4 separate regions of the Mus musculus genome follow, and all the other regions are linked to region 1. A link is a loop called in an ENCODE intact Hi-C map of the cell type or tissue named here. Cell type or tissue: left cerebral cortex. All regions are shown on one strand. Links, peaks and the distances in the headings refer to the core of each region. The heading gives the core; the rest is flanking DNA. Region 1 overlaps Opcml (opioid binding protein/cell adhesion molecule-like). Region 2 overlaps Opcml (opioid binding protein/cell adhesion molecule-like). Region 3 overlaps Opcml (opioid binding protein/cell adhesion molecule-like). Region 4 overlaps Opcml (opioid binding protein/cell adhesion molecule-like).

Region 1 (7,730 bases), core at 945-5,944:
CAAAAGTACTGCCTCACACTGATGTAGCCCCTGATTTTGACAACTTTAACATTAACATACACAGGTTTGATGCATGCTTTGAAAGACCTGATAGCTGTCTTAATTCACAATTGCTAATTCACTTGATAGGGCAAGCTGCTGATAGTGGGTGTAGAGTACAGAAAACAACCAGGTCAATGTCAACATATTGTCCTTGGGAGTACCACTGTCCCCGGTGCTTTGATGAAATCCCACTACTCAGATTATTCACTGACAGAAGTTAGACCTCATGTGCCTTTTCTGAATGGATTATCTCAGACCTCCAAATAAAAATGCAGGGTAGTTTAGAAAAGACTTATTAAGTATAATCTGACATCAGCAAGCATGGATCAGCAACAGATTACTACGAAAAGGCAAGCAAACAAACAATAACAATAACAAAACAAACCACTGTGTTGGATTTACTGACTGCCTGAAACAAATTACCCAAAGTATAGACCTCAAAATATCCATGTGAACAGGGAAACAAAGCACACAGACGAGCAAAAGTGAGTCTCGAGGTGCTTATGATCCGTGAAGAAAGTATGGCTGGTGGTTGCAGTTGAAATGGCTTCGTAGATGCCAGCTGACCATGCCCAAACCCTTGGCTCACATCTGAATATGGTCATTGATTCAGACAGAGGACTCCTAGATACTTGTCATATCTAATCTAACAGAAAGGCACAGAACATTTTTAAGCCAACAGCTCATAATTGTAATGAAATGATTCCGGCCAAGAGGGCCCATTTGTAATAATGAATTCAAATCAGATTCATAGAAGGTATAATTCAACTATAAAGAATAGCACCTCCATTTTCCATATCATCTCTCTTCGAAAAGGCAAAATAACTCAGTATTAAAATAATTATTTTTACTTTCCAAGCAGCCCTATGAATAGTTACAGGGATGATAATATGGCCTCATTTATATAAAATGAGTTTTTATCTATACTGAAAACTTCAGTCTTCTGTAGCATGCTGTAGCACGTCACTTCCTAAGGTCTCTCAGCACAATCAAGGGCCTGTCAAAACAAAACTGATCTCCCACAGGAAGCAATTGTCCTCTCTGAGCTGGGGAAATTTTCACAGGGAATTGAGTGTGTACACAAGCTTAGGATATCTTGGCTTTACCTTCTGGTCTCTGCTCCTTGCCTGACTTTGTTCAGGATTTAGGAACTAAGAGGTCATGTGACCTGGAACAGACACCTTCAAGGGGGTTTACTAATTCTGATAGGTGTATCATTTAACTCGTTGATACATTCGGAACACTAACTTCCCAAGAAATAAACCCCTAATGAACTCTTTCAAGGAGTCATAAAAGTCATTTTACATAGAGCTATAAGGCTATAGGAAAATCTATAAGGCTATAGCACTACTCTTATCTAGCATGCATAAGGCCTTGAGTTTGATCCCCAGTATTGCAAAAAATGAAGAGGTAAAATGAATTGTAAGTTTTAGAAAACAAAAATACTACCAAAAACCATATGATAGATTTCCCTGAGGCCAAGACTGTGGGTTTCCCCTTACTGAGAACATGGCCTCTCAGTGAAACAACTGAGTACCTCGTCTTACTGATAAGAAAGGAACACAGCTCATAGAACAGATTAGTAGACAAGGAAAAAGAGAGAGGTTGAAAGCTGAGCTGCAGAAATCTGCATGGACTGTTTATGTTCTTTCAAGAAATGTTGAGGTAGTAGCAAGCTATTTTAGCATAGAGAATAGTAAGAATTAATGATGGTGGGAAGAAGTGAAGGAGACCATAGGTAACAAGAAAAGAGTGTCCGGTGGAGGCACCTTGTAAGATTAGAGCAATGGAAGAGAAGATTACACGAGGTAAAATCTGTAGAGGAGATCCAGAGAGTAATAGGTGGGCACAGGGATAGGTTTGTCTATAGCAGGGGAAAGGGGCAGAAGAGAGAAGAGAGACAAAATCAACATGGCTTGTGCTGACTTTTAAAAGTCAGCTACCACAACGGTCAGGTAAGCAGCAGCAGTCATAGTTGAACATACACATTGTTGTTTCCACAAAGCATGAAAAGCAACCATTCAGCTTTTCCTTTTTTATTCCCCTTTCCCATTACCAAGCCCAGCTGTTAAACATTAGAATTGAAGATCATGAAAACAGGCCAGTAGCTAATAAGAGAGAGAGAGAGAGAGAGAGAGAGAGAGAGAGAGAGATTGAAGCTTGAAGCTCGCCCTCTGCTGGTAGAACTGTCTTACTGCACCCAGAAGGCAGAAGCTCAAGTTTCTAAGTTTTTTATTTAATTTTCAGGGACAGGAAGGAGGAGGACAGCAGAATTTGTAAATTTATTAGTGATATCCCCCTTGTTTATGAAACAATTCATTGCCTCTAACAAAAGACTGAAAGAACAAGAGGTATTTGGCAGTGTTGAAACTCTTTTGCCACTACTACTACTATCCACATTTCCTGGGTTCACATACACTGCGGTTAGATGCTTTTGGCACCTTTGAACCACCAGTCCCCTGCAAAAGTGAAGTCCCACAAATCATACCTCAAAGAGCAGACCTGGAACTTTCCTTGAAGCAACACAATAAGGATAAGGCACTCTCATCCACTACAAGCTAAGGGGTGCTCAAAAGATGAGAAGCACTTGTAACTCATGCTGTCTTTAGGACCATGCAGGTCAAGAAGACAGGACTTTGGGATCTTTCACTAGCTGAAAAGATGATTTACCTACGAACCTCCCAAGGCAGAAGGGATCCAAATTTAACCCTAGGGTTCATGTGAAAAGATTTCTTCCTCTGGGAGATATCTGTGTGTGTTGGAAGGACTCCACAAGGAAAAGCACAGAGAACAGGAAGAAGGAAATCCCACCCTCAATATCTCCTTGTAGAAGCCAGGCATTCTGGCTGCAGAATCTGGGTCAGAATATTTTATTTTCACTATAACCATCAAAGTCATAGGCAGGGCAAACACATTCACCCTGTGTACACTGAGACATACTTAAGCTGGGATGTCCCTGAATCTGTCTCCTAGGACCAGAACTGCCTCATTAAAGGGATAAAAGATGATATCTGCTGAGCTCGTGGAAAGTGGTGGCTGCATTTTTATTAAAGTCTCTGCTGCAGCAGGCCCAGTCCCCAAAGGTTCATATTCCAAGCATCTCCACCCCTCTGCCTGGAGCATGGAAGTGATTCTCTGTAACTCATTAAGCTAAAACAAAAAGCTTCCCTATTGTGCTTCTCACACAGGAATGATGTCGGTGCATAAAAGCTACATGCTTGCTCTTCTTGGTCCCAGCCCATAAAAACACAAAGGCCTCATAATTTGCATCAGGGCCCAAGTGCACCGCACAGGGTTAGACTGAGGGGCTGTGTCTTCCTAAGACTCATAAAAAGTCGTGCCCTGGCACAGGAAATCTAAAGCCTTCAATTGTGAAATAGCCCCAACACACGCTGCCATCACAGATGGTTAGCTGAGGGCGATCCTGTGTCATCACATCCTCCTGGCCTGGAAGAAAAATCCAAGGGTATTTAGTTAACTACGCAGTGTCTCGTCCGGGTGTGAAACTTGCCATCCCATTGCTCCATGAATATATGACATCCCAAGTGTAGACTTTAACATTGCCTGTAAGACTGCAGACCAAAAGAGCACCAAATGACAAGGACGTCCAAGAAAGCTGGTATCAGCAAGCACACGACGCAACTGGCCAATTCTTGGGCCCGCAAAAGGCCCTTTGCATGCTTAAATGCCCCTCATTCTAGCTTCCTTTTCTCTCTCCCTCACCCCCTCCCCTTGAAGCCATGTGCAATGGGTTCTGTCCCCAGATGAAGGAAGGCTCCCTACCTGAGGGTGGCGCTCTCCCCCTGCCGGACCGTCACGTTGTCCATAGCTTTGGGAAAGGTGGCATCTCCGCTGCGCACCGGCACTCCTGTGGGTACAAGGAATAGCAGCCTGAGAGACACGACCACGAGGCACTTCCAGGGCAGGAACAGGTACCCACAGACCCCCATTCTCGACAGCCACAACTTCCCAGAACTCCTGCAGCGACAAGGTCCTTGTCCCTAGCCCTCTCAGAACAGCCGGAAGTGTTGAGGGGCGAAAGCACACAGAGAGCGAACCAGGAGCTGGGAGCGGGAGAAGGCAAGGCTGAGTCCAGGCTCTCCGGAGCCTAATAATTCTTCCTCGGCTTCAGCCTCAGCTTTCCAGCCTAGCAGAACCAGATGCCCCCTCCTGCATCCAAAAAAGAGCTTTCTCGACGCTCCCTGGGGCGGAGGGAGCCCGGGGGAGGGAGAGCACGAAAGAAGGAGCAGGGACGAAGGTCACAGATTGTGCGTTCTCTGCCTTTCTCGGTGAAGCTACTTTAAGATTCAGTTGGGCGCGTTCTGCAGAGGTCTGGCATCAAAAGTTTATAACCCAAAGAAGGCAAGTGTCTCTGACAGAAAGGAGATGTCATAAAAAATTGTTTTTAAAGCTCCTGATTTCAAGGAGAGGAGAAAATGTTTTATTAGATCACACACATGTTTGGATGGAGTTAGAAAACAGCCCCGAGTCTCGCATCTGGACCCCAAGGCGATAAAAAGTTCCACGCAGTGACCCGCAGCAGGTGTAGCCTGGTTCCTCCGCTTGCTCCGAAGCTGTCCTCCCAGTAGCCCAGTGGGCGAGTCCTGTTGGCCTGGCCCTCACCAGCCCGCGGAGCGCCGCGGCGCAGCTTTGGGCGCGGGGAGCTGAGCGGACTGCGGCCCCCGCCTCCTCCAGGGACGCTGCACGGGACGCGGGGACGCGCGGACGCCACGCTCAGCGGCCGCCCCCGGCCTCCGCGCCGCCTTCCTCCGGGGAGCAGCCCTGAAGCACGCGGGCCCCGACCGCCGGGGTTGTCATGGCAGCAGCAGCATCCCTGACCGCCACTTTCTCCCTGTGTCGACTCGGAGCAAGCCGGCTGGCGGGTGGTGCGGACTGCGCGCTCATCCCGGCTGGTGCTGGGCGCGGGCGCCCACCTTAACCCCCGCAGCGCCGAGACAGAAGCACCCACTAAGGCCCAGATCCCCGAGGGACAGTGGTGTTTCAAGGGGCTCCGCGCTCTCCTTGTACCAGAGCGAGCTGAGGAGATGTTGAGTCCCTTTCACTGCCTCCCCTGGTATGGGTGGGGAGGTAGAGGGGAGGGCTGGAGAAGGAGTTCTGGGGAAAGCAGCAAATTGAAAACTGACACTGGCACCTTCCTTCCGCAATGCCATGCAGAAGTTGTCAGACCCCGCCCTGGAGAACTGAACTGCCTTTGCCACTCCAGGTAGCTGAGCCCCTGTGGATGCCCAGTCCTCTGCAACTGTCCATGCAGGCTTTAGTCCTAAGGCACAGCTTTCCTGGGCCTATGCAAAAAGCTGTACTATGCTTCCTGTTTTGATGGCCTACCTGGAAACACTTAATGCCCATCCACTCCATGTCTTGCCTCCCTAGCTGGCAATTGAATTTCTTCTTACAAGACAGCATGCAAAGTAATCCCCACTATCTGTGCATCTTATTGTGGGGAAAAGGAAGAGCTGGGGAAATCACGTGGAGATCCTAAACTGTAGTAGGACTGATCTTCAGAACATCCATCTATGACTTTCTGATCACAGGAGAAAGCATCATTATAGCGCCAAGAGGGAACTCCAGGATACAGTGTTCCTAGAGGCCAGTCTCTAGGTTCCTTTGGGCTAAGATCCATCTCCTTCAGTCTAAACCCAAAAGCGCCAGTTTTCCTTGGGCCTGCCATTATTCTTGCCCCTGCTCTGCCTGGCAGAAGCCTCCCCTCTCTGCGTGGCACTCGTGCCTGTATCCTAATTTAATGGTTGCTATGTGCGTCTGCTCCACTGTATTCTTTTTTTTTTTTTTCTCGGAGCCTTTTGTTAAATTAGGCAGGGCTCCACACAATTGCCAAAATGAAATGTAATTCAAAAATAAGCATTAAGCTCTTCGTGTTTATTACTTTACTTGCCGAAGGATACAAAGGCATCCTACCTGTTTCATTTCCAAGGGACTGAGCAAAAAAAAGGAATAGTGCCCCAATCCCACTTGTAAAAATGCTTAGCTCATGTACATGTTTTAGGCTTAAAATTTTTTAATTAGAGCATCTTACCTTGGAAGGATAGAGTACTTATCGCTAGTCTTATCAGCTATAGTGAAAATTATATTGGGAGAACAAGTACTGCTCAGACGGGAATGGGAGACAAGACTCCTTCATAAGGTTTTGGGCTTGCAAGGCTGAGAGAAGAAATTGTGCAGACAGCGATTGGGTGATACTGGGAGCACTACCAATATTTGGGGAACACCCCCAGTATTTGGGGATTACCACTGCTCCTCCAGCTTCTACACTCCCCTACACCCAAGAAGGCTGAGGAAACACCCACTAGTTTTGATACATGTTTTTCTCCCAGAAAACAGTCTGAGCTTTCTCTACATACATAATCCTCTGGACCCTGTGATGCTGGGATCCAGAATCAACAGCTAGAAAGGCTCTTACATGTGTTACCCTGTATGGTGACAATGAGATCCTGTGCTTAGAACTTCTTGTCACCGAACCTGTATCTTGTTTAGGGGTGAGGATATAAGCTGAGCCTGGTCAGAAGGTCCCAGGTCCTCTGTCCCTGCTGCTCAGTGGTATCCTCCTCAGATCTTCTCAGACACCTGTTGGTCTGATTTCTTATCAGGAAGTGAGGGTGAGGCTATTGTTGCATTAACTCAGGAAAGGTGGCTTGAGATAGGAAGAGTTATTGGAAATGTGAAGAAAGAAGAAACATGTGCAAATTTCCAGATGGGACGAGGATGACTGAGGCTGGTGAAAAACAGAAGCAGAGATGAGCTGACGTGGAGATAAGAGTCCTCAATAACACACACTGAGGCTTGTGCCTGTGAAGTAACAACCTCAGAAAGTGACTGTTTTCCAGGCTACCTTCCTCCAAGTAAAGGCTTCTGGGGACTGAAAGACCAGAGGCCTGGCTCTATACTCTCCTGTCACCACAGCTCCTAGCTTAGTCTCTGTGACAGAATAAATCTGAATCCACGAACTTTTGAGTCAAGGAAGACACTGTAAAGATCTTATCTGTATGGGCAAAGGAAACAGAGTTGAAGATTACAATGAACACGATTAAACAATTTGTGCCAGGAATATTCTGGGAAAAGCTTTGGCCCCTGGTATGATAGGATAGGCTTCTAATTACACCTTCTTGGATGTATGAATTTATATGTAGAAACAATTTATCATATGGAATACTGGCTTTGAAGCTGGGTTTTCTGTTCAAATATGGAATTCTCATGTCTCCATCTCTGTGCAACTCATACCAAACAATACCTATCTCATCCAAAGGGTAGAGAGCACAACTGTGTCTAATTATAGCTGGAAGAATGCTTAATCAAAACAGAGAAGGTGACCAGCACACAGACCCTTAAAAGGAGAGTGTATTCTTTATAGTCCCCAAGAGAAGGACCATATCACCCAGTGACATATCCAGGGTTGGTCTGGAGATATAGAAAGTAAGAAGAAATGTGGCAAGAGGCTTTCTTATGGTTTCCATGGGAGGGGTTGGACAAGGAAGGATGGGAAAACTGGGTTACATATGGGGGATAATATTTTGGCAGGTTCTGTGGGTGATAGCTTGGTCCTGGCTTAAGGTAAGAAGTAGTCTCTTGGTCTGGGAAGATTAGAGAAAGAGGTTCTTCCATCCAGGAATGAGGCAGGCTTGGAAAGCCAGTATCTCTGGGAGTAGAAAGGTCTA
Region 2 (7,730 bases), core at 1,245-6,244, 67 kb after region 1:
TGCATGGTAGGTTACCATTACCTCCAGTGTATGGATAAGCAACTGCACAACATGGAAAACTTAGTTTGTTATCTGTGTGGCTTACAGTAAGTAGTCCAAGTACCCCAAGACCCACTGACCTCATTATTAAAGTAGAGATATTAGTAACCAAATTCATGCAATTATTGTGTATATTAACTGGATGAAGTGGGTAATGTACTTGCTTAAGAAAAACAAATTGTATAAACTTTATGTCTGCTGGTGATATGATTAAACTGTGTTGCCCCACTGGGGAATTGGGATAGATAATATTACATTAAAGGGCCACCTGTATTGGTTTAAGAAAGTTCTCTGAGTTTAACGTTAGCCTGATACACAGAAAGTTTCAGGACAGCTGAGCTTAGACAATGAAGGAAACCATCAAATACAGAAAGCTGGTGATGATATAACTGAATGGGGGTGTCATGTTTCTGCCCCAGCAAGAAGCAGAACTTGGCAGCTTCAACTAAAAGGTTCTGAATTTAGAGTCAAGAATAGCAAAGCAGGTTATGGAATCTCCCCCCACTGAGGAAAGCCACTGAGGCCAGGCATATGTCAGTGGTGTTCCCTCATGGAGGCCTAGAGAAGCCATTGTGTCAAGCTGTGAAGGTAAAACCTGGATTGCCTTGGAGACCTCAAAATGTTGGAGATGCCAGAGCCATGGGATACCTGCCTAGGAAAGCTCCTAACAAGGCGTGGAACCAGCCCAGGAGAAAAGAGTGTTCTGCAATCAGCAAAGCTGAAAGAAGTTTGAGATATGAACATTTTGACATCAGACATAGAGATGCAAAGTTTGGAATTTGCCTATTTTGTTTTTAGTCTTGCTTTGGTCCTGTATTTCCTCACTAAGCTTCCTTCCCTACCTTTTATTTTTTTTGGGGGGGGAGGGGGGAAGGGCGGTAATACATATCCTGTACAATTTTATATTGGAAGTATGTAATCTGCTTTTTGATGCTGATTTTTACAAGGGATTGCATTGAAGAGACTACAAGAAACTCTGAAGAGACTTCAGATTTTTAAACAAGTTTGAGACTGTTATAGACAATGGGGACTTTTGAAGTTTGGACGAATGCATTTCTGCATTATGATATGGCTACAAGCCTCTGGGGACCAGAGGGTGGAATGTAGTGGTTTGAAAATAAAATGTTCCCCATAGGCTCATAGGGAGTTACATTTTGGGATGTGAGGATTTGTTGCAATGGGTGTGGCCTTGTTAGAGGAAGCATGCTTCATTCTCTTCCTGCTGCCTGTGGATGCAGATGTACAACTCCTAGCTCCTTCTCCATCAGCATGCCTGCCCGTATGCCACCATGCTTCCTGCCATGATGATAACAGCCTAAACCTCTGAACTGTATGCCAGCCACAATTAAATGTTTTCTTTTATAAGATTTGCTGTGGTCATGATGTCTCTTCACAGCCATAGAGACCCCTAACTAAGACATCACTGAAGCAAACTATAACCACCATCCAGTTCTCTGAGATGCACTGCTCAATGGACTACTGTGAGAAAAAGGCTAACACTAATTCTCACCAGGTACCCTTCTTCCTACCCACGGGAGCTGCACACAAGGCATCTCCCCTCTACTTAGCTATTATCAGAACCACAAACCAGAAAATCTTTTGACTGGCAAGAGACCAAGACATCAATTTTCATCCCACATCTGCCTGAAAGAGTAGGAGTGATGTTATATTACCAGTGACATTTTCTCACTGGAAAGATTGCCTGGATCATATTTATATTTATTTTCCTAAATGCAATATTCAAACCACTAATAGAACAAAATCTACTAATTAAATTTCATTCAATAATGCATTTTTCACCTTAGCTTAGCGGTGTCCTTGTACATTTCTGCCAGGATACTGCTAATAATGTCTTATTTAGCTTATAAATGGTGCTTATCATCAAATTCAAAAAAATTAACAAGCATCAATGAGCCTAAAGTGACAGCACAGTAAATAATTTGAAATGCCTCCACACTGTAGACCTATTTTTCTTTTTTGCTTAATTTGATTTCATTTATTTATTAAAAATTAAGCATATGGATTCAGAATGATGCTAGCACGGCTGCCATGGAAGTCCCTGATGCTGCCAACATGTCCATAGAATAGAAGAAACACCCAGCAGACTAGAGGCTCACCCCTTGAAGGAAAAACATTTCACAGCCCCCTAGCACCATGACTGGGCCCATTGCATCTTCTCCAAGATGGTTTTTGAACTCTGCTTCATCATTATTATTATTAATAATATTATTATTACTGCTACTGCTACTACTACTACTACCACTACATTTGTTATTCCTGGTTAAATTGACCTTCTGTGGTTAAAGTGAATTACTTGGAAGAGGTCTACAGTTTCTATGCCATTGGGTAAGGTTAATAATCCCCTTGTTGTGTGTCGTTCTTTGTGCTCATAACATACTTGAGACTTAAGAAGGACCTGGATGGTATTATCCCAGGCCAAGTACATTGTGTAGTAGCCTGTGACATGTGATCTCCACAAGCCTCCTCCATAGATGTGGTAGGTTACAATTATTCTGTTGTACTGACCAGGGAGCTATGGTTGAGAGAAGCTAATCTTCCATCCCCAGTCACAGTAGCAGCACACCCTTGACACCCCCAGGCTTTGTGACTTGACACTTCCAAGCTTAGGTATCCTCATTTGCCCTTTCTTCTCCAGCCACACTGTCACACATTTCCCAGAAGACAGAACTCCCATTACTATTGGCGTAAGGTCTCTGTTTGTGTTTATATTTACTAACTAAACATTATCAGTTCCGCTATTGGTCATTTATCTATTCCGATCAAATACTTAGCAAACATTTGTTTTGTATCAGGCTGAGTTATAGACATATACATGGCAGAAATGAGAATTCTACCCTCTTGTCATTCAGACTCTGGCATGTGCATGTGGGTGGTAAGTGCTAGACAATAAGGAAAATGAATGGTTATATTATGTAGTAGAACTGGGAGTGTTAATTGGAGAGCCGAGTAATAAAGAAAAAGCAACTAGAAGATTATTAGATGGACAGTGGTGGCTGAAAGAAGAAATGCCAAATTTGGTTCCCCGATTCTGCTTTGTGGACTCTTTCAGAAGGTTGATGCTTTTACCTCCTCCTCCCTGGTACATTTATTCCATAGATTAAACCTACCCCCAGTATAAGAGAGAATAGGATTTCTGCAGGTCTTCTAATTAGCTAGAGCAACGTTGACATCCAGTGGTGAATTTGATTCATCACAGGTGCCCACACTTAATGCCTATATCTCTGACTGTCAGGGGGTATATGGAGTGAGTGTTGGCCTGCTGTTTCTATGCAGCTTGGCCTGGGGTACCTCTACACATGTATACTCTCTTTCCATGCTTTAAACTAGTCTTCAAGAGCATGCAGGTTACCATAGCAATATGCAATAGCTAGTCTATATCCAAGGCATGTGTGTGCTCAAATTTGCTCGCAAACTCACTCATACACACACACACACACACACACACACACACACAAAGGCATCAAACTACCTAATATCTGTATATACATATTCTAACTATGTCCTTGCAGATGTTTGTATATATGGTTCCTATATTACTTAAAAACATTAGCCTGATGACACGGTATTCTTTCTCACATGGTCCCCTCTTTATCCTTAGAACTGTGTTGTAAATAACAAGGAAAGACTACCACCCTGTATCCTACAGACTTTTCCCTCAAGCTAATTCACAGTGTTGTTTCCACTGAAGCAGAATCAGGTATGGCTGAACTGGGCTTCCTTGCTGATCTGCTCATAGTAGCTCGGATATCAGCAGAAGCCTGCTGTCCCTGCACTGATGACAGTTGATTGCCTTCATCCAGGGGGAATAGTCATATCTTCCCAATGCTTGACCTGGAGAAACCAAAGGACACAGGACACTGCCTGGCCCTAAAGGGCACCAAGTCCGGAGCAGACATGGTCAGAGACAGAATAAAACTTCAATTCGACTCCCCACTTCTTTTTCTTTAAAGGCAGGACCCATCAGAATTTACAAGCCACTTACTAATTAATATTTTTTTGTGTATCCTAGTAATTGCCATGCATTGAAAACTTGGAGACAATTGTCTCACTGGAATCTGAGGCTCAAGCCATGCTACAAAGCTACATTTTCAAATCCCTTTTACCTCTTGATATGAGGAAAGAGAAGGAGAAAGAGGACCCTAAACTAGTTTAACACAATGCACAATTAAATATTGATTGGAAATTCTTCCTACGAATTTCCCCTCTACCTCCCTACCTCCACAGGGAGGTGTCTGGATGTGATTCCTAAGCTGTCCCCATACAGTGATTACGTTCATTAGGACACCAGCCTTGTGGTTAAAGCACTTTCCTTACTGCTGCACGTTTAATTAGACAACTCTTCCCCAGAAATTATTTATAGCCAGGCTGCAGAGCTATTGTTAGTCCCAATGTAAATAAGATTCAGGGCGGGAGTCCCAGTGCGCTGCAGTGGCTGGCACTGCCGCCATCAGCCCACTCCTGGTGCACACTCGGGGACTGCTTCCAAGCCTTTACAGCTAGATCGCTGCTGTTTAAAACCCCTGGCGTGATTCTCTAATGAAACTTTTAATACAAGCCCTTCCAAAAGACTGGGAATCTACCAGGTCAGTGTGAGTGCACGGAGGAGGAGTTAAGAGAAGAAGGGGAGGAGCTGGGAGAGACAGGAGCTGCCTCCAAGGCAGTACTCAGCTTTCCTAGTTCAGCTAGGGAAGTGTGCACATGATCTGTTTTAACACAGCCATCCCACATACAAGCAACTGCTTTGGGCACTGATGGTTAAAGACCCAGATATGGATTTTCAAGTATAAAGCTGTGTTTGCAGTCTGGGCTGGTTGAAATGAATGTCTGGGGACTGGGAGGTAACCTGTGAGCCCAATGCCCTTTCAATACAGTGTACATTAAAAGTGTTGAAGCTGCTTCCAAATCCAGGGCTTGGACTTGGTGCTGGCATGATGAGGGCAGCATCACCTCTGTCTGCAAGATGTTCATAATCAGGTGAACACCATTAGTGTGTAATCAAAGTAAACAAGAATGCTATTTGAAGAGCTTTTCATATCAGCAACCATGGATTGTCCAGGGCCCTCTGGATACTGCCACTTTGCATCATTTAATGAACTGCCTTAGGAATAGAATGCTATTATTGCAATGCCGGTGCCAGACTTTTCATTGCTGTGACAAAATGCCTGATGGAGTAACTTACAAGTGAGGTTTCTCTTGTCTCATCTGCTCAGAGGTTTCAGTCCATGGTCAGTCTGCATTGCTGCTTCTGGACAGGGATGAGGCTGAGCGCCATGGCAGGGTGGGCAGGGAGGGGCAAACTCAGCCAATTACCTTAGGGCTACCATCAGACAGAGTATTAAAGCTTGAGTATAAAACATACCCTGTGGGCCTTTGTATTGAAGTTGGTCCCCAGCCAGGTGCTCTGTGTGGAAGATGTGGGGGATCTTTGGGCAGTGGGCAGAGCTGAAGAAAATAAGTATCTAGAGTTGTCTTTGATGGGTATATTTGGTTCCCTCTCTGTCTGCTACTGATCTGTCAAGAGCGCATAATCTTCCCCATCACCTGATCCCATGGCCAGGATGTTCTGCGCAAGCCCACGTAGCTGAGCACCCAAGGACCGAACCCCCTCAAGCCCTGCGCAAGCCCACGTGGCTGAGCACCCAAGGACCGAACCCCCTCAAGCCCTGCACCCAAACAAGTAAACCTCTTCAGGTTGTTTTCCCTCCGTCTCTGCCATGGTGATGCAAACGCTGCCTAACACTGAGAGAGCAGAACAAATCCCAACCTGGCCTTGGATATCATATTCAAAGTGGCTTTCTCTCTTAGTTAGGAGACTGATGGCCCCCTCACAGGTACACCTAAAGGCACGCTGAACATCTCTTCATGGACACTTCTCACAAGTAAGCTTGCAATCAAATGAACCACAGCAACCCTCACTTGTCAGCAGCTACACCTGAAGCTTTAAAAAGTACCAATGACTCTTGATATGCAACAATAAATATCCAGCAATGTGTCCTAGTTTGGCCTCTGTTGCTGAGACAAACACAATGACCAAAAGCAACTTGGGAAGGCAGGGGTTTGTTTGGCTTATAGAACCCCATAAGAGTCCATAATTGAGGGAAGGCAGGGCAGAAACTCAAGCAGGAACCTGGAAGCAGAACCGTACAGGAATGCTGCTTATTGTGCTTATTGATTTTTCCCCTTTGGCTTGCTCAGCCTGCTTTTTCTTTTTTCCTCCCTTCCCTTCCCTTCCCTTCCCTTCCCTTCCCTTCCCTTCCCTTCCCTTCCCTTCCCTTCCCTTCCCTTCCCTCCCCTCCCCTCCCCTCCCCTCCCCTCCCCTCCTTTCCCCTCTCCTCCTCTCCTCTCCTTTCCTTTTCTCTTTCTGTTATTGTATATTTTCTTTATTTACATTTCAAATGTTATTCATTCCCTTTCCAAGTTTCCCCTCTGGAAACCCCCTATCCCTTTCACTCTTCCCTTTGCTTCTATGAGGGTGCTCCCCCACCCACCCACCTCAGCCTGCTTCCTTATACAACTCAGTGCTCCTCATGCAGGGCACATACCATCCACAGCCTTGACTATAGGCCAATCTGAGGGAGGCAGTTTCTCAGTCAAGTTTTCCTTTTTCCACTTGACTCTAGTTTAGATTCAGTTGACAAAAAGGGAATGCACATAATGCATAAAAACCCAAAATGTTTTCTAACCCCCCACTTTTTCTCTTGGCGACTAGAGGTGTATAGTAAACATGACATAATTAAATGTGTAAATTTCAACCAAGTTGTTAAAAAGGAGAGAGCATTTCCTTCCAAGGAGAAAACAGTGGTCCCACAGAACTTTGCCAAAGTTAAGCCATGGTCATTTAAAGACTCAATAGAAATCCATTGTGTAATTGTACCCCATTTTCTGTATCCATTCCTCTGTTGAGGGACATCTAGGTTCTTTCCAGCTTCTGGCTATTATAAATAAGGCTGTTATGAACATAGGGGAGCATGTGTTTTTATTACATGGTGGAACATCTTCTGGGCATGTGCCTAGGAGTGGTATTGCTGGATCCTCTGATAGTACTATGTCCAACTTTCTGAGGAACCACCAAACTGATTTCCAGAGTGATTGTACCAGCTTGCAATCCTACCAGCAATGGAGGAGTGTTCCTCTTCCTCCATATCCTCACCAGCTTGCTGGTCACTTGAAACTCTGCTGTCACCTGAGTTTTTGATCTTAGCCATTCTGTCTGGTGTGAGGTGGAATTTCAGAGTTGTTTTGATTTGCATTTCCCTGATGGCTAAGGATGTTGAACATTTTTTTTTAGGTGCTTCTCAGCCATTCGGTATTCCTCAGCTGAGAATTCTTTATTTAGTTCAGTACCCCATTTTTTAATAGGATTATTTGGTTTTCTGGAGTCTAACTTCTTGAGTTCTTTGTATATATTAGATATTAGCCCTCCTTCTGATTTAGGATTCATAAAGATATTTCCCCAATCTGTTGATTGCCTTTTTGCCTTATTGACAGTGTCCTTTGCCTTACAGAGCTTTGTAATCTCATGAGGTCCTATTTGTTAATTCTTGATCTTACAGTACAAGCCATTGGTGCTCTCTTCAGGAATTTTTCCCCTGTGCCAGTATGTATGAGGCATTTCTCCCACTTTCTCCTCTAAAAGTTTCAGTGTATCTGGTTTTATATGGAGGTCCTTG
Region 3 (7,730 bases), core at 1,894-6,893, 140 kb after region 1:
CTCTCCCCTTTGTATTCTCAGTTTTTCTAAATGTGTTAGTCAGCTTTAAGTCAGTATGTGAGTCAACCACCCTCCCAGGCAGGTCACATTTGGCTCATGGTTTCAGGAAGAACTTTCTGATGATGATGACCACTCTGGGCTGGTGGCAAGGCAGTCATCACAGCAGGGAGTCTGTGATGGGGGAAGCTGCTCACCTCCTGGCATCCAGAAAGCAGACAGAAAGAAACTAGAATGGGGCAGGGTACTGCTCCTGAGGACATCCCACAATGACCTTACTTTGCCCACTGGATACAAGCCCTTAAAACTCCTGCCAGCACCCGAGAGCTCCATGGACTCCTAACAACCTCTTTAACATATGGGATATGGGGGAGGGGGGATATGACACATCCACACTATAGCACAAAGCCTCTCTCTCAGTGCGTGATAGGATGCTTTCTTTACAGGAGTAAAGCCAGACCACAAAAGCAGCTAGAAGAGAATCACCCTTCTCCTCTCACCCTTGTGGAGATCTCAAAATGGAAGGTTATGACCTGACAACAGCAAAATGCAATTACAGACATATTTAGAGGCACATTATTCCACTCCTAAAACACAGTCCGACGCCTGTGTGCAGGTCTGCACTCCAACTGTTAGCCAAGCCTTAGCATAGAGGGAGTCCTTGAAGTGCTAGGAGGGGAGGAGCCAGCCAAATTCAATCTCTGCAGCTTTGCTGTCCCAAGGCAGCTACAGGATCCTATGATGCAGTGCAGTGCGTTCAGGAAGAAAACGGGCATTCTGCCTGGAGAGGGCTTCAGTTTAAGACAGGGAGTAGGATGTAGGATGCCACTAAAGCTGCTAAGCAATTTAAAGCAAACCCACACAGAGGCTTGGGGTTGCTGCATGCAGCGGTCGCCCCACACTAAATGCCTGTGGCCTCACTGACTGGTTGCATGCAGAGATGATAGCTCTGCCACACTCCACCTGGATCTAAATCTCATCAGCCAGCAGGACCACTACCTCCAGGGGGCTGCAGGAGTAGCAGCGGTTTATCAATGGATAAACCAAACAATCCTTTCATTGTGGGCATCTTCCAGGTAAGGAAGCTTGGGGAGGAAGAAGGTGGTGGCGCGGAATACCTTGCTGGGAGCTGATCCCTGGTTGAACTTCAACAAGGAAATGATCCTCTCTCCAAACTTTCCTTCATGTTTAAAACAGATTACGTGTCAAAAAAAAAAAAAAAAATCAGGGAATTGCTGGTAGTGTCGAGAAGATTCCACACTTCTACTTCCTTTTCTTTAGAATCTGAAGCCTGCTGATGAGAAGTGGGTAATAAAGAGGCTATGTTTTGACCTCGTATAGAATGGGAGTGAGATGTGGGGATGGAGTAGGGCAGGCATTGGAGTCCTGAAGACAGACAGGAAAGGACATCCTTGCTGAGCTCCGTTGCTTGCAATGTAATAAACTATCATCTAGAAGTGAGTGTTTCAATTGAGTTTTGCTGTAAACACTGATATTTCCTCCCTTCTGCTGCTCTTCCCTCAAGAGGCCTCATGTATATTTCACTATGTGTCCTGCCTACTATTACACTCATACATCAAAGGCTCTGAGGACAAGGAACCTGATTCGGAAAACATTATTCTTTTAAAGATTTATCCTCTCATCTTGACCAGCTCCGTAGGTGAACGGGAGCCGCTCTCCATAAATTATTTTAATGCGCTATGCAAAGGGGAAAAGGGGTTTTCTCACCTCTTCTTACGAAAACTTTTCTCCAAGTGGAATTAGAGAATACCTTCAATTTCATTTCTTCTTCATTTTTGGTTTGGTTTGGTTTTGGTTTTGTCCAAGTATACACAGGGACGTGAACAAATGGCACAGAAAGAGAAAAATAAATTCCTCAGTATAGATCAAACAGATCTAAGAATTTCATTAAAATCCTGTGGGGATCCCACAGAAGGGGCATGGTTGTCTACAAGAAAGATGTTCTAAGTGGATGTAGACACCTTTGAGTGTCTGTTAGACAGGCACATTTGACATTGTCCAAAGCCTGGTAAAAGTTCTCACTGTCAGGAGAGGGGGCCTCAAATATCCCGTCCTCAGACCTTACTCCACAACGCTTCTATACTCTGACCCTGAGTCTAGCTGACTTTCTTTGCCTCTTCAAGCCTGCACTTCATTAGAACCTCAGTGGAGGAAAGTTTATGGTTCTCGGATGGCCCTTGTTCACCTAAGTCTCACGGGTCCTGGCTCTTTGGATATAGGTCAAGTCAATATCAATGCCATTATGTGCGTCTTCTCTCTTAGACCCTGACTGATTAGGTATGAGAAGAAGCACAGCACAATTAAATTTACAAATGATAGCCTCTCGTAAAACAGGGGTTTAGATTTCTTCTTGCTTCTGGCATTTGTTTCCAGGATCAAGTAAAGGGTTTGGATAAAATCCTGGGCCCAAAGTGCCACAACCTCTGTAGTTACTACATCTCTATTCCATGCTTCTCCACAGATGAGGTCTCCTGACCTCGCACATAGTCTCCATGTAACTAAGACCTAGGATAGAGCTAACAGCATCCCAGAAGGCATAGCCACCTCTCCTGGATGCTCTCCCAAGTCACAGATGGAGAACCTAGAACAACCACTTCACTAAACCAGCAGCTATCTTCATCAGAATCTAAATTATCTGTCCACGTGCTCAGTCCTTGCCCTGCATCAAAGAAACTCTTTTAGCAACAGACAGAGACCATTACAGAAAAGCACTACCAATCAAAATGCAGAGTTGTGGAGCCCAGTGAATAAATCTAAACACAACTAAAGCTCAGGGGTCATTGTGAAAGAAGAGGCACAGTTACAGGGAGTTTGCTGTAAGATTATGTCTCTTATGAATGTCTCCTATGCTCATAAAGTGTCACCAATGTGACTGCCTAAATACAGGCTGAACAAGGACAACAACAGACATGCCAAAGGAGACAGAGACGGGGTTGGGGGAGGGCAAAAGGACTCAACCCTACATAGAGAACTTGGGCAGCTAAAGCATGCTGAGAGTGGGAGAAATAGTACACACACACACACACACACACACACACACACACACACACATACATGTAACAACAATTAATGAAAAAGGAAGCTACAGATTTCAAAGAACAAACAGGAGTTATGGCAGCATTTAGGAGGTGGAAATGAAAGAGGGGAGTGATGTTATTATATTATAATCTCAAAAATGAAAGGAAGAATTGTAAATTAGTCTATAAGCATTAATCACAGTGGCAAGGGTTCTAGTATGTGATGGATAACTTGTGTCATGCAAAGAAAGCAAGAGATCAAAAAGCAGTTTGTGCTCTTAGGCCTTTCTTCTCCAGGCCTCTATTCTCCCTTCCTCAAACCAAGAATGCTGGACAAATTCACATTGTGTCCAAAAGGAGAAAGGCCACAGAACATGTACAAAAGGCCTTGTAAAGCTGTGTCTCATGGGGCCTGCAGGATTCTCACAGTGTTGATGTTGTCTGCCCTGTGGGGCACCTCTGTAGGAAAACACATGTTGTCAGGCACTCGTGGTGTCTGTGGCTCTTACTTTTCTGATGTGAGCTTTTCTTCAGTCTCTTTCTCAAGCAACACTTCCCTCCTCCCTCCTCCCTCCTCCCTCCTCCTCCTCCTCTTCCTCCTCCTCCTCCTCTTCCTCCTCCTCTTCCTCCTCTTTCTCCTCCTCCAGCACCACCACCACTACCACCCCTGAAACCACCACTACCACCACTGGCCCAGTGTTTTCTATCTATTAATATAGGACATATCTTCAAGGCAGTTCCTGCATTGAGAAGAATTTCCTAGATGTTTTTTATCAGACAAGCTGTAAACAGGTTTGCTGGCTTGAACGTGTCAGTCAGGGCAAGGGCTGAAAGATAAAGGCACCTCATTTGGGGCTTGCTGTGGGGAACAAAACACAAAGAAGCAAAGAGTCCTGGTTTCATTAAAGAGTAGAGGGAAGATAGGTGGAGAGTGGGGACACGGCACTGGCTCACTCTGCAGGGCTGTGTAGTTGAAAGGGCAGAAAAGCAGTCAGGGATGGGCGGCCTCTAAACTGCAGAAAAAGATGCACTGCCTGCTCCATCTCTTAGCTCATTTCTGGAGATTTGGCGCCATCTGGTGGTTATGATTTGGTACTGTAACTCACCCTTCCCTCTCAGCTTCCTGTTGCAAGTGAGTTCTTTCACAGTGATCATGGAATGTCACAGTCTATTAGCAAAACAACTCAGAGCACAGTGTTGGTGGGCCCCTCCTTCCTAGAAGGCAGTCGCCCTCTGTTCCTTCAAGCTATGCCAAGAGCTGTCCTGTGGCGAAAGAACAAGAAGTCAGCCACTGATGTGAAGTCACTCTGGGCTAGATCTTACCACATGCTGTGTTTCAGAGACCTGTTACTGAGAGGCCATGACCCTGAAATAGCCTCTCTACATCCTAAACTGCCCCTGGGAGGGAGAGAGCCTGTATGCCATGCCATGGGCATAGTACCCGAGACCCTTTCCTGAACTCTCCCCATAACTGCTTCTTATGGAAAAAAGATGAACGGGACATTGAGGCACTTGGGAAAAGTGATTTGAGGGAGATGCCTAGAAGGGCAAGCTAGAGTTTTTCTCTGCAGCCTCTGCAGGTGCATTGCTTGGTGTGGACTCAGTAGAGTGTGTAAGCCGGGCTTCATTCATTCACTCTTAGAGGTTCATTCATTTCTTAGAAGGCTACTATGTACTGACAATGAGACTTTGAACAAAATAGACCCAGATTCCGGCTGTGGACTTAATATTATGGCCACAAGGATAAAGCAGTTACCAAGAAGCCTAAGTAGAAGACAAAACTACTTAACTGTTGTAACAAGGACCATGTAAGTAAAGAATAGAGGTGGGACCGGGCGGTGGTGGCGCACACCTTTAATCCCAGCAGTTGGGAGGCAGAGGCAGTCAGATTTCTGAGTTCAAGGCCAGCCTGGTCTACAAAGTGAGTTCCAGGGCTACACAGAGAAACCCTGTCTCAAAAACAAAACAAAACAAAACAAAACAAAACAAAACAAAACAAAACAAAACAAAACGAAATGAAAGAATAGAGGTGGGTATTTGTCCAGGGTTAGGGGAGACTGCATTGATGATGAAACATTCCTGCATAAGGGCCACTGAGAGGACCCTGTGGCATCACCTGGAGAGAAAGAGCAGAGAAAAATACTTAAGTCTGCTACTTGAGAGCCGGTGACCCCACCATCTTGCTGGAGCTGAGCAGGCAGGAGTTAGCTATGGGAGGGTAGGACTGCATAGTTTCTTTTTTTTTTTTTTTTTTTTTTTAAGATTTATTTATTACATGTAAGTACACTGTAGCTGTCTTCAGACACACCAGAAGAGGGCGTCAGATCTCGTTACAGATGGTTGTGAGCCACCATGTGGTTGCTGGGATTTGAACTCTGGACCTTCGGAAGAGCAGTCGGGTGCTCTTACCCACTGAGCCATCTCACCAGCCCCAGACTGCATAGTTTCAAAATCTGACCCTTGAAGAGTCTGGGGCAGGTCTGGATTGGGTCCCATGGTATTGAGCAAATCTAGCACTGGTGCATCTAAATTCCATTCAGGAGCCCACCAGGCCAAGCCAGTGGGAAGGGACCAGAGCTTGGGGAGGAAGCACATTGCTGCCGTCACCATAAATGAACCCTTGCTTGTGTCCCTGGGAGATCTGAATCCCACCGATCCTTGCAAGGTGGGTCATCTACAGGGCACTGTCCCCAGTTGAGGGTGGCCGAGAGCGAGAGCTCAAGCCAAGGGCTGTACACAGTGGCTGCACACATGTTCCCTCTCCTGGGCAGATGGAGCATGGCAAGCTGAGGGTCACTCCTCCATGGTGCTTGGATTTCAGGGTTTTGAAAGATTAATCCGGAATATTTGCATATACATAAGAGGCATTCTCAGGACAGAACCCAAGTCTATGCACAACATTTATTTATGTTTTCTATATGCCTTGGACATACAGCCAGGAGCTAATTTATGCATTGTGTCTAATAATTCTATGTATAAAACACAGTTTCAGGGATTAGAATTTTCTACCTACCGGTAGAATCCTGTGAGTACTCAGAAATCTCCAGGCATCTGGGATGAGCTCAACTTCTATATCTTTCCCCTGGTACCAAAGTAGAACCCGTCTCTCTTATTTACAAGTGATAACCTCCACATGAGGCTGGGTGCTCTATGACCGACTCACACCTGCCTGCAGTCTCCCCAAACAGGTTTCTGTGGTCCTGGTCCACCTGCTCCCCCTAAGTGTCCTTCTGCAAGCACAGAATGCTTCAAGCAGATCACTGGATAGGGTGTGGTGGGTTTGTAGGGGTTTACTTGGGTCTTGTCAGCCCTATTGAGCACAGCTCCAGGAGCACATGAAGGGTACTTCTCCATTCCCACCCAGCCTCATCTCTCCCCATCACAGACAAAGCATCTCCAGGCCCTCCTGCAGCAATTGTTCACTTGCCTCTTGGAAGTCTGCTTGCCTCGCTCAGCCTTTTCTTTTTTTCTCTGACTATATTCCCTCTCTCCAAACAGAGCACGTGCTGCTTGAAGGGAAGCCCTTTCTCTTTGGGCAGAAGAAACACAAGGGACACAAAGGCTATGACACCTCAGCTGTCTCAGAGCCCTGTCTCCCATGGCCACTGTAGGACAGTCTGAGATCCTGGCCATGGTGAATGAGGACAGAAACAGGATCCCTGATGGGCTCAATCCTCCATCATATCCTTGGCTGTTCCCTGTGGCAAGTAAATCAATTTCATAACCTGTTCAGAAACGGGGACTTTAACCCATAGCCAGTGCCCAGATAGTGCAAATATTCTTTGCCCATTTAAAGCCAGGGATCTGAAAGAGGCTTTGAATGTATCCAGTATAGCCTCCTGACTCTTTCATAAGCAAGCCTGGAATTATCAAGGAACAAAAGGATGGCGGAATTTCAACTTCTTTCCCAGGGGAACAAGCCTGTAGGTAGGAGAGAGGCATAATTATGTGCTAATCTGATTCCACATTTCACCAGGTCACCCACTAAGATACAAAAACAGTAAAGTGATTCCTAGCTGTTGTGAATTCACCTTTCTATGCCCAAAGTACAGCTTGGCCCAGGGGCCAGGTACAAGGACTTATGCCTTGAAGCCTCCCCTGCTGTCTTATTAATCCATTGTAGTGTCCTGGTTCCTTGTCTCTTCAGAACAAGAAAGTCATCCTTGATTCTGACACAGGGATGCTCAATCCCTTGGGAAAGTGTTGTCATCTCGCCTGGAAAACTAGGCTTTCCCATGGGGGAATGTACAAACGTTGTGTGTCTACAAGCCAGCCTTGTGATAGATACAGAGATGGGAGGAAAGTGATCTTTGAAGGAGGAATTCTGGAGATGTGAATTCTTTTCCCTGTGTTTTTAATAGTCTCACCAACAATGTCTACTTGAGTACTGAGTGAGTGTGTGTGTGTGTGTGTGTGTGTGTGTGTGTGTGTGTGTGTGTGTGTGTGTGTGTGTGTTTGTGTATACAATTAGAAACCAGAGACAGTCAATGCCCTGAAACTGGAGTTCCAGGAGGCTGCTGTCAGCAGGGTGGGTGCTGGGAATCAAGCTCAGGTTTTCTGCAAGAGCAGTGTACACTCTTAACCACTGAGCCAGACTCTAGCTCTCCTGACTTCGTTTAAGGTGAGGGATTAATAGGGGTTCTTTGTTGTTCTAGAACTATTTCTCCCCTGTGAGGTAGAATCCCACGCGTGTAG
Region 4 (7,730 bases), core at 898-5,897, 120 kb after region 1:
AAGGGAAGCTCACTAGATATTTTATAAGCTGTATCTCTTTAGCATGGAGGATACGTTGTGACCCAGAAGTAGATAAGATCTCTAGGATCAGTTCAGTATATGTAGGAGAATGGATATAAATAGGTCAACTGGTTCATAGCATAGACCAGAGGTTCCTCAGGACAGAAACCCATACAAGGGCCTGATTTTGAGCCTCCAAAGGTTACTATCTTCAATGTTACCTGTGTGCCACCTTTAATCCATATCTAAATACAGAAGGAAGGCATTCCTGCCTCCTGTGACTTGCTGATGAGGAAACTGAGGCACAGAGAGGTCCAGTCATTTACTCAAGGTCACAGAGGTAGTGACACTGGAAGTCCAGACCTGCTGATCTGGAGCCACGGGATTGAAGTATATTCAGTAGCAGAAGGATATGGATAAAACAATACAGGCCACAAAATGCTAGTGGAACATGGATTTCCAGGAATGAGCACATCTCAACGTGATGACACTAAAAACCAACCCAGAAAGCCACAGAGTGATTTCAAAAGGAATCTTCCTTCGGGGACTGCTGCAAAAACTAATCAACATTCCCACAATCCAGAAAAATCATGCTTATGAAAACTGTTGGCAACTGTCCATAAACTGATTCTAACATGAGTCTGGGCATCTGCCTGGTAGACCAGTTCTCTGTTCCCTCCTTACATGTGTGCACTGAAGCTGGGGTCTCCAGGTAGATTGTTCATCATATCTCTGTTACTTGTGGTATGCCTGGATAGAGACTGACACCTGTCCCATCATCTGGCCCCTTGAGAGCCAGAGAATGGCAGGCAAGATGGCCCAGTTGGTATACTTACTGTGAAGCCAGATAACCTGAGTTTGAACTCCAGCATGCACATGGTAGAAGGATAGAATGGACACCTGCAAGCTGTCCTCTGATCTCCATAATACTATGTGGCAGTAGCACATGTCCACATTCATGCACATGTGTAGACAAACATGCACACAAATAATGTAAAAAGAGAGTGACTTGAAAAACACCTTTGTATGGCTTTCCACATCTCTACAGTTTTGCATGAAGCTTCACTGCAGTTGGCAGCTAAAAAAAATCATTTGCTGAATTAACAAAGGACCCAGTCCCTCAGTCTGTCTAAAGTGGAGGCTTTTATAGCCCATCTTCAAACAAGGCAGAGATCTGTTCAGTGACAACAGACCATGAAGAGGGACACATAAAGAAACCAATCTCTGAATTAGAACACTGGGGACCAATCAGCAAGATCTCCCTGCCTGGCTCAGGTACAACCTGACCTCCTAGCTAGAGAGCTATGATCTCTGAAGGATCCTTGACAGTCTCTTCCTTCTGATTTGGGAGCATCACCTAGAGTCAGGCAACATACAGAAGGGTATACAACAAGAATGTCTGAATACTCTAGAATGCCAGAGACATGTGCCCTGTACTTTTCTAAATTAGCAGAGATGGGCCCAAGACTGCCTACTGGCAGATAGCTTCATAAAGGTGAGGCAGCCTGCCAGAGAAAGACTTCTTTTCAAAGTAACTTGCAAATGAAGGTACCTTAATGGCTCAATAGTCACCTGCTTCAGATGGTGGAGCATAGCCAGGTGAAGGGTGAGTCCTGCCACCAGGATGGTCCTCTGTGGGGCAAGGAGGAAATCAAGGGAAGTTAGCTTTCCTTGTTTGCACTCCCCTGGGACAAGGCTAAGGGCTGAGGTTGTGGCCTCTGTCTGCTATGGAGACTCCAGCCTGAGGCTTGGCCTGAAGACATCTGTGAGCATCTGTCCACTCATTGGCTCTTGACTGGCTCTGTACTCTCAAGAGACTTACTTCTGACTCTCCAGGAAAACTACGGGAAGAACATCATACCTACTTTGTACCTGGTGGATGCCTTTGAAACTTTTTTCCAAACTGTAAATGTTTAATTACATGTCTCCTTAGAAAGAAAGCATGTGCGTGTGAAATCAGTAGCGCACACCTGTCAGTCTAAAAGGGTTGCAGACAAGCAAGTCTGCGAAGGCAGACACAAGTCCACTAAAGGTATTCTATCCCAGTATCCTCTCTGCCAGAGTCTTGGCCTGTAAGCGTCTCTACATATCTAGAGGATGTGCTCCTTCACCACCCCCTCCTTTGCCTCTTCTCCTCTGCCACAACCCTCCGGCAGCTCCTGGCTGGAGACACCCACATACCCACTCCTCTGCTTTGTCCGCAGATGTTCTGCACCCCTCAAAAATTGGTGGACCAAATGCACAGTGCTCTGTACCCCATTCCCCTTGCCTTTCTTTCTCACCCACTCTTCTGACCCCCAGGGTTTGAATAACAAAAGGGGACATTTGCAGAATTAAAGTAATTTCTACTTAGCAGCAGTCTCCTCACACAGATGTAAATATTCATAAACATATCAACTCTTGCAGACCCACCACACACACACAACTGCCGATGACACCCCTGCTGCCTTAGGCGTTGTTCTAATAAGTTAGGAGCAGGAGAGTGGAAGGGGCTATTTTTAACTTTAGAATGATTTTTTTTCCAAAGCTGTTTTAAAGTCCCTGCTGGGAGTAAAGCTGGAGAGCTGTTTTCTGGAAACTGAGAATGTTTCCCACAGAGTCGTGGGCAGAGCTGGATCTGTGATGGAGACAGGAGATCATACCCTTGAATTTCCAAAGCACAGGCCTTGTGGAAGAAGGAACCCAAACACAGTTTCATGTGGTCCAGCATGCATGTCATCACCTCAGTGAATAGGGTTTATAGGGCCAGTCAGCCCACATAGCACCCACTACTCTCAGGAGTGAATCCTCAGGGAAGTGAGGGGGTCGGACAGGATCTTGGGAATCCTCTGTGTGTCCATTCTCTCAAGCACAGGTGCTCATCATCCAGGCCGCAGCCTTTAACACAGCTAAGGTGCGGCTCTCCACAGGCATAGCCACAATTGCATTATCTGGGCCTGAGTCCCTGATAAATATGTTTCCTTGGTGTGGTGGTTATTTATTATTCAATAACTGTCCTATTAAGCTTAAATGGATGGGGTATTTGAGATCTCTCCTCGTGTACATCTTCCAGTTGCTGCTGTCAAGGGAATCCTGCCAGATATTTAATAACACCCTGCCTCTGGCTGGCACCAAAGCACACACATGCCTGAGCTCAAGTGGTAGGTGTGTCCCTTACAGCTGTAAACAGAGAGTACAGTGACTGCTAGCTGAGGACACAGCCCATGCCTGCCTTAGCACAACTCCAGCACCCTCATCTTCGTCTCTTGGCTCTTTCTGCTCTAGCCCACTCCTTGGGGAACAGCTTGAAAGATTACAGCTTGGAAGTAGACAGGGTGGGAAAAAACGAGAAGGGATTAAAGAGAAAATAGATTCATGAGAAGACAGATAACAGAGTTGTCGGGGCTCTGTTAATTAAAAAGCAGCAATTTGTCTGAATTCTGAATGTGAAGAATCCCCTGGGAGATGTTAGCCAGGCTTCCTCTGAGAATCAGACATGCTCTGTTTCTACATAGTGACATGCTACAACCTGAAGAGTGAGGGGGGGGGGGGGAGGGTGACCCCCTGTCCATTCATAGTTGGAAATCGGGACTTCCATGTAGGATCATGGCCACAGTGGCCATCCCTTTCCTGCCCTGTCCCAGAGATTTGTATGAGGTTGAGGGCCCAGGTTTCTAGAGGAAGCTGAGACCTCCTCATTGCAGACTCCACAGGGAAGCTTTCTGCTCTCCAATACTTACTGAAAAGGCATCCTGGGCCAGGCACTGTCAGATGCTTTGCATAATTAACTTGTTTTAATTCTCACAACTATCCTATGAGGCCGACACTCTTACTGGGCCTATTTTATCAGATCAGCAAGCAAGATGGGAGTCTACTGAGTCACCCAACTAGTAAATGAAACTCAGTGAAACTTGAGTGACACCAGAGGGGGTTTTCGGAGGCACTGACTTCCACTGGCCATCCCAGAAGGATTCAGTGCTTTGTACGTGGCCTATCAAATGACCTCCCGAAATGTGTGGCCACAGAAGGTTTCTAGTAGCTGGGAAGTGCATGCCCTAAAGAGACAGGAAGTTACTGCTCAATCAGGAACAGGTGCTATAGGAGGTTAATTAATATTGTGGCTATTTTGCCTTGAAAATGAATTAAAGTTGCCCTTTCTATTTGACATTTCCTTATTTGGAAACAAAACAAAATATTTCCCTATGGGTTTATGATTCCTAGCAACAAGATAGATATTCTGGAGCAAAGAACTCCTGGATACAGAACTAAGAGGTAGAGATGATGCTGAGAGATGTTTTGCTTTGCCCCCAAGGGGGGCATGGTCTTTGAAGCTGATTATCTTGGGCCATAACCCTTTGAAGATGCTTAGGATCTTCTTCCTAGTGTGGTCCACACATATAATATGCAGTTTGACCAAAACGTGACACAGGCTAGCCTTGCAGAAGAGCTCAGTGCTTTTAAACACTAGGTCTCATCTTACAAAGACTCAATAACAGACAAAGTTTTCCATTGACTTAGGTTTCATGGCTTCAATAAACATTGATATTTAGATATAATATTTATTGAAAGCCTGCCATGTAGCAAGCTGAGCACCATGGATACAACCGTGGGGGACACAAACAGAAATTACTGCCCTTGTGAGGCCTGCTGTAAGGGTTTTTTTCCCTTTGAATAGGGAGTTGCATGCAACATTGAATTCTAGGTGATTTTCAAATTCTCAAGATTACTGGTTCCTTAGGTAGAATTATGCACATGCAAGGCAGGCCATGGCCATAATTTAGACACAGCCTGATGCTTTAGAAGACTCAGTAGATGCTGAAAATATTGTCGGGACATAATGTTATGGACACGAAGCAGAAAGACTCTCTATTTCGACTAGTACTGAGCACTGGCCATGGAGTCAGGAGACTTGAACTTGCCTGGCCTCTCTTATATTAATCTTTTAACCTTCAACAAGAGTTTAACTTCTACGACCCTCCCTCTGTGTCTTTACCTATAAAATAAAGGAAGGTAAGATCACTGCACCTTTTTTAACGTGTTGCATAAAGCCTAAAGCAAAATAACCCAGCCTGAAAGTACATTATAGATTGTGGTTGAAAAAAATACTTAAGAGTCTACAAAATCATGGGAAAATGAGATGCTGATATAGATGATTGAATCCATGTGTCAGTGTGGTAATTACAGACAGTCTTGTAACCTGATCTGCTATCTTTCCAGTGAGATCAGAGTCCTAGAAGACCCTTGTTGACCACCTGGGAGAGCTTTCTAATATTGGCTAGGTTGAATTCTCTTTCCAAGAGTATGTCTGCCTGAGGCTGGGACATCAAAGGAGACTCGCCCAGGTATACTGGAACTCAGAGGGCAGCTACCTTCACTTGATAGCATACAGTAGTTAGTCTCTACCCCACCCCACTCATCTCATTTACATTTTGCTATCTCTGGTTTCATTTATTCATGGTCAGAGCCCAAAAAATGTAAGATGAAAAATATTCAGAAATGAACAATCCATGTATTTTAGCCAATGGCATTTCAAACAGAATGAGGACAGATCATTCTATTTACTTGTCCTGCACCTAGGACATGAGTCATCTATTTGTTCTGTCTATCCAAGCAGTGTGTGTCATGCCTGTTACTCAGTAGCCATTTCAGGCAGGAGCTACTACTGTGACATTGCCTTGCTTTTCGAAAGTAGCTTCATGTGGTGGTTCAACACCATGTCAAAGAGCCTGTCATTCGTCTCATTACATGTCATCACATAGACACTTTGCCATCTCACCCAGTCAGAAGGGTGAGTGCACTACAGTAAGGAGTGAGGGAGAGAGCATCCACATATTCATACACTGGTGTTATGTTTGTTCTACTCTCCTGTTAATCCTCTCCTTGTTCTGGTCCTTAAAGCAGATACAAATATTGATAATGTTGTTAACTTATATACGTAATTTATAAACTAACCTTAATCATAGATATGAGTATATAAGAACATACATGGTATTTTGGATTTCATACTCTCCTTATACCTGGGTATTCAATAATGGCTTTTAGGATGCATCCAATGTGGATATAAGACTATTACTGTGTGGATATTTTCTAGTCAATCAGTCAAACAATAAGCTAGGTGACACTAACTGTGGATTTTGTTGATGTGATTAAATTTTGACTAAGTGTTTGATTAGAGAGAGGACTGCTCTGTGTGGCTCTGACTTAGCCAGTATCTTGGTTACTTTTCCTGTTGAAATACACTTTCAGAAGTAAAAGGATTTATTTTAGATCACAGTTCAGGGTACAATCTATCATGGTGGGGAAGTCAAGGCAGCAGGAGGTTGAAGCAGCTGGTCGCATTATATCAGAAGGGAATGATGAGCATCCTCAGCTGCTCATTTCCCTTCCTTCATTTATATTGTCCTAGATCCTAAACAGGGATTGGTGATACCCATAGTGGGCATGTCTTGCCACCTCTATTAACATAATCAATATAACCCCCCATATAAAGGTTGGAATCCCAACTCCCTGTTGATTCTAGAGTTTGTAAGGTTGCCAGTTGACACTAACTAGCATAGCTAGTTAAGAAGGTCTAAAGGAGAGCTTCTCTGCGGTAGATTCCAAGCAGCCCCTGGCCTAGTGTCTGCTCTCATTTCCCCAGGCCTCCCTGCCTAGTTTCCTTTCTATAAAGGCATTAGCAAAAAGACATGTGGGATTCTTCTCTTTCTGACTGCCCAATCTACAAAACTAGTCTTGACTAGCCATATTCAGATGGGGGCTTTCCTTCTACTGCCCTAAATCCATTTGCATATGGCTGCCCCCTTCTACCTATGCTGTTCTGGTTGGCTCCTGGTTTCTGGTGGTTGATCTATAATAGTAACATTATTCCTACCAATGCTTAAAGAAAAAAATAACCTTAGTTTCAGCCATTCTCAACCTGGGGGGGTCAAAGAAGCTTTTCACATTGGTCACATATCAGACATCCTACACATCAGATATTTACATTATGACTCATAACAGTAGCAAAATTACAGTTATAAAATAGCAAGGAAAAGAATTTGATGGTTCGAGGAGTCACCACAACTTGAGCAACTATATTAAAGGGTTGTAGGATTAGGATGACTGAGGGGCACTGTTCTAGCATATTCCATGTTGAACCAATAAGATGAAGAACTAAGGCAAATTCTAAGGTGAAAATTAATGACGCCTACTTCATTAAGGTAGAACGGAGCTTACTGACAACTTTTTGGATACTTCAACCAGTTCTCTGTCATGCAAGAGTATTCCCTGTGCACACAATTCCCCAGATGTAGTGTTTTCTTCTTAAGTGTGAACTCAGGCAGCTCTCTGTCCACCCAGTACCAATGGTCCTGAACAATCAAGATGGATGGTCACCTCAGGTAAGTTTGTGCAAAAGTCCCAAGCAAAGAAACACTCAATCAATCTATTTGGGAGAATATTAATGCTCTCATTAGGAGTCTTAATTACTCACATCAGCTTCTGGTTCTTTTCACAACATTAATTCCATTTCTGACTTCAAAGCAATTGCCCTTCTCAAATTCACAAGACACTCAACAGGTGCTTCCAGTCCCCAGATTATTAAAATGTTTTGCATACATCTAGGGTAGATCCATTGCAGGAGTTGATTTTCTGACTTTCTCCTGTAAAACACACACACACACACACACACACACACACACACACACACACGCGCGCGCGCGCGCGCGCGCACCCCTATCCCTCCACTCCTAATCCCCACAATTCAAAGCCTA

What was found. Hi-C counts contacts between places; a loop is a spot of excess contacts. Peaks named below come from ENCODE experiments on the same cell type or tissue, not always from the same donor. Only the 100,000 strongest peaks of a DNase experiment are listed, where the experiment ranks them.
Region 2: it touches region 1 in a loop (6-fold over the local background); 6 of 42 quality-filtered maps call a loop at or near these places.
Region 3: a loop joins it to region 1, with 10 times the contacts of the local background. A loop is called at or near these places in 17 of 42 quality-filtered maps.
Region 4: a loop joins it to region 1, with 3 times the contacts of the local background. A loop is called at or near these places in 3 of 42 quality-filtered maps.

What each region holds. Positions count from the first base shown.
Region 1 is chr9:28,400,508-28,408,237 of GRCm38, reverse strand. Opcml (opioid binding protein/cell adhesion molecule-like) reads right to left here. Exons shown (of 8, transcript NM_177906.5): 2 at 3,826-3,910. Among named protein-coding and RNA genes, the nearest start is that of Gm39313, 8.2 kb to the right of the region's middle. In left cerebral cortex, for the core only: CTCF peaks have their summits at 2,236 (motif pointing left) and 3,824; DNase peaks (open chromatin) are centred at 3,851, 4,292, 4,879, 5,732 and 4 more places; H3K4me3 peaks cover 3,463 bases; H3K27ac peaks cover 4,133 bases.
Region 2 is chr9:28,333,596-28,341,325 of GRCm38, reverse strand. The region is part of intron 1 of Opcml (opioid binding protein/cell adhesion molecule-like); the gene reads right to left. Among named protein-coding and RNA genes, the nearest start is that of Gm39313, 59 kb to the left of the region's middle. In left cerebral cortex, for the core only: a CTCF peak has its summit at 3,248; DNase peaks (open chromatin) are centred at 3,210, 4,528 and 4,721; H3K4me3 peaks cover 588 bases; H3K27ac peaks cover 1,573 bases.
Region 3 is chr9:28,257,958-28,265,687 of GRCm38, reverse strand. The region is part of intron 1 of Opcml (opioid binding protein/cell adhesion molecule-like); the gene reads right to left. Among named protein-coding and RNA genes, the nearest start is that of Gm39313, 130 kb to the left of the region's middle. In left cerebral cortex, for the core only: CTCF peaks have their summits at 4,118 (motif pointing left) and 5,804; DNase peaks (open chromatin) are centred at 2,617 and 4,100.
Region 4 is chr9:28,276,641-28,284,370 of GRCm38, reverse strand. All of the region lies in intron 1 of Opcml (opioid binding protein/cell adhesion molecule-like), which reads right to left. Among named protein-coding and RNA genes, the nearest start is that of Gm39313, 120 kb to the left of the region's middle. In left cerebral cortex, for the core only: no CTCF peak of the experiment used is centred there; DNase peaks (open chromatin) are centred at 2,575, 3,186 and 5,608; H3K27ac peaks cover 661 bases.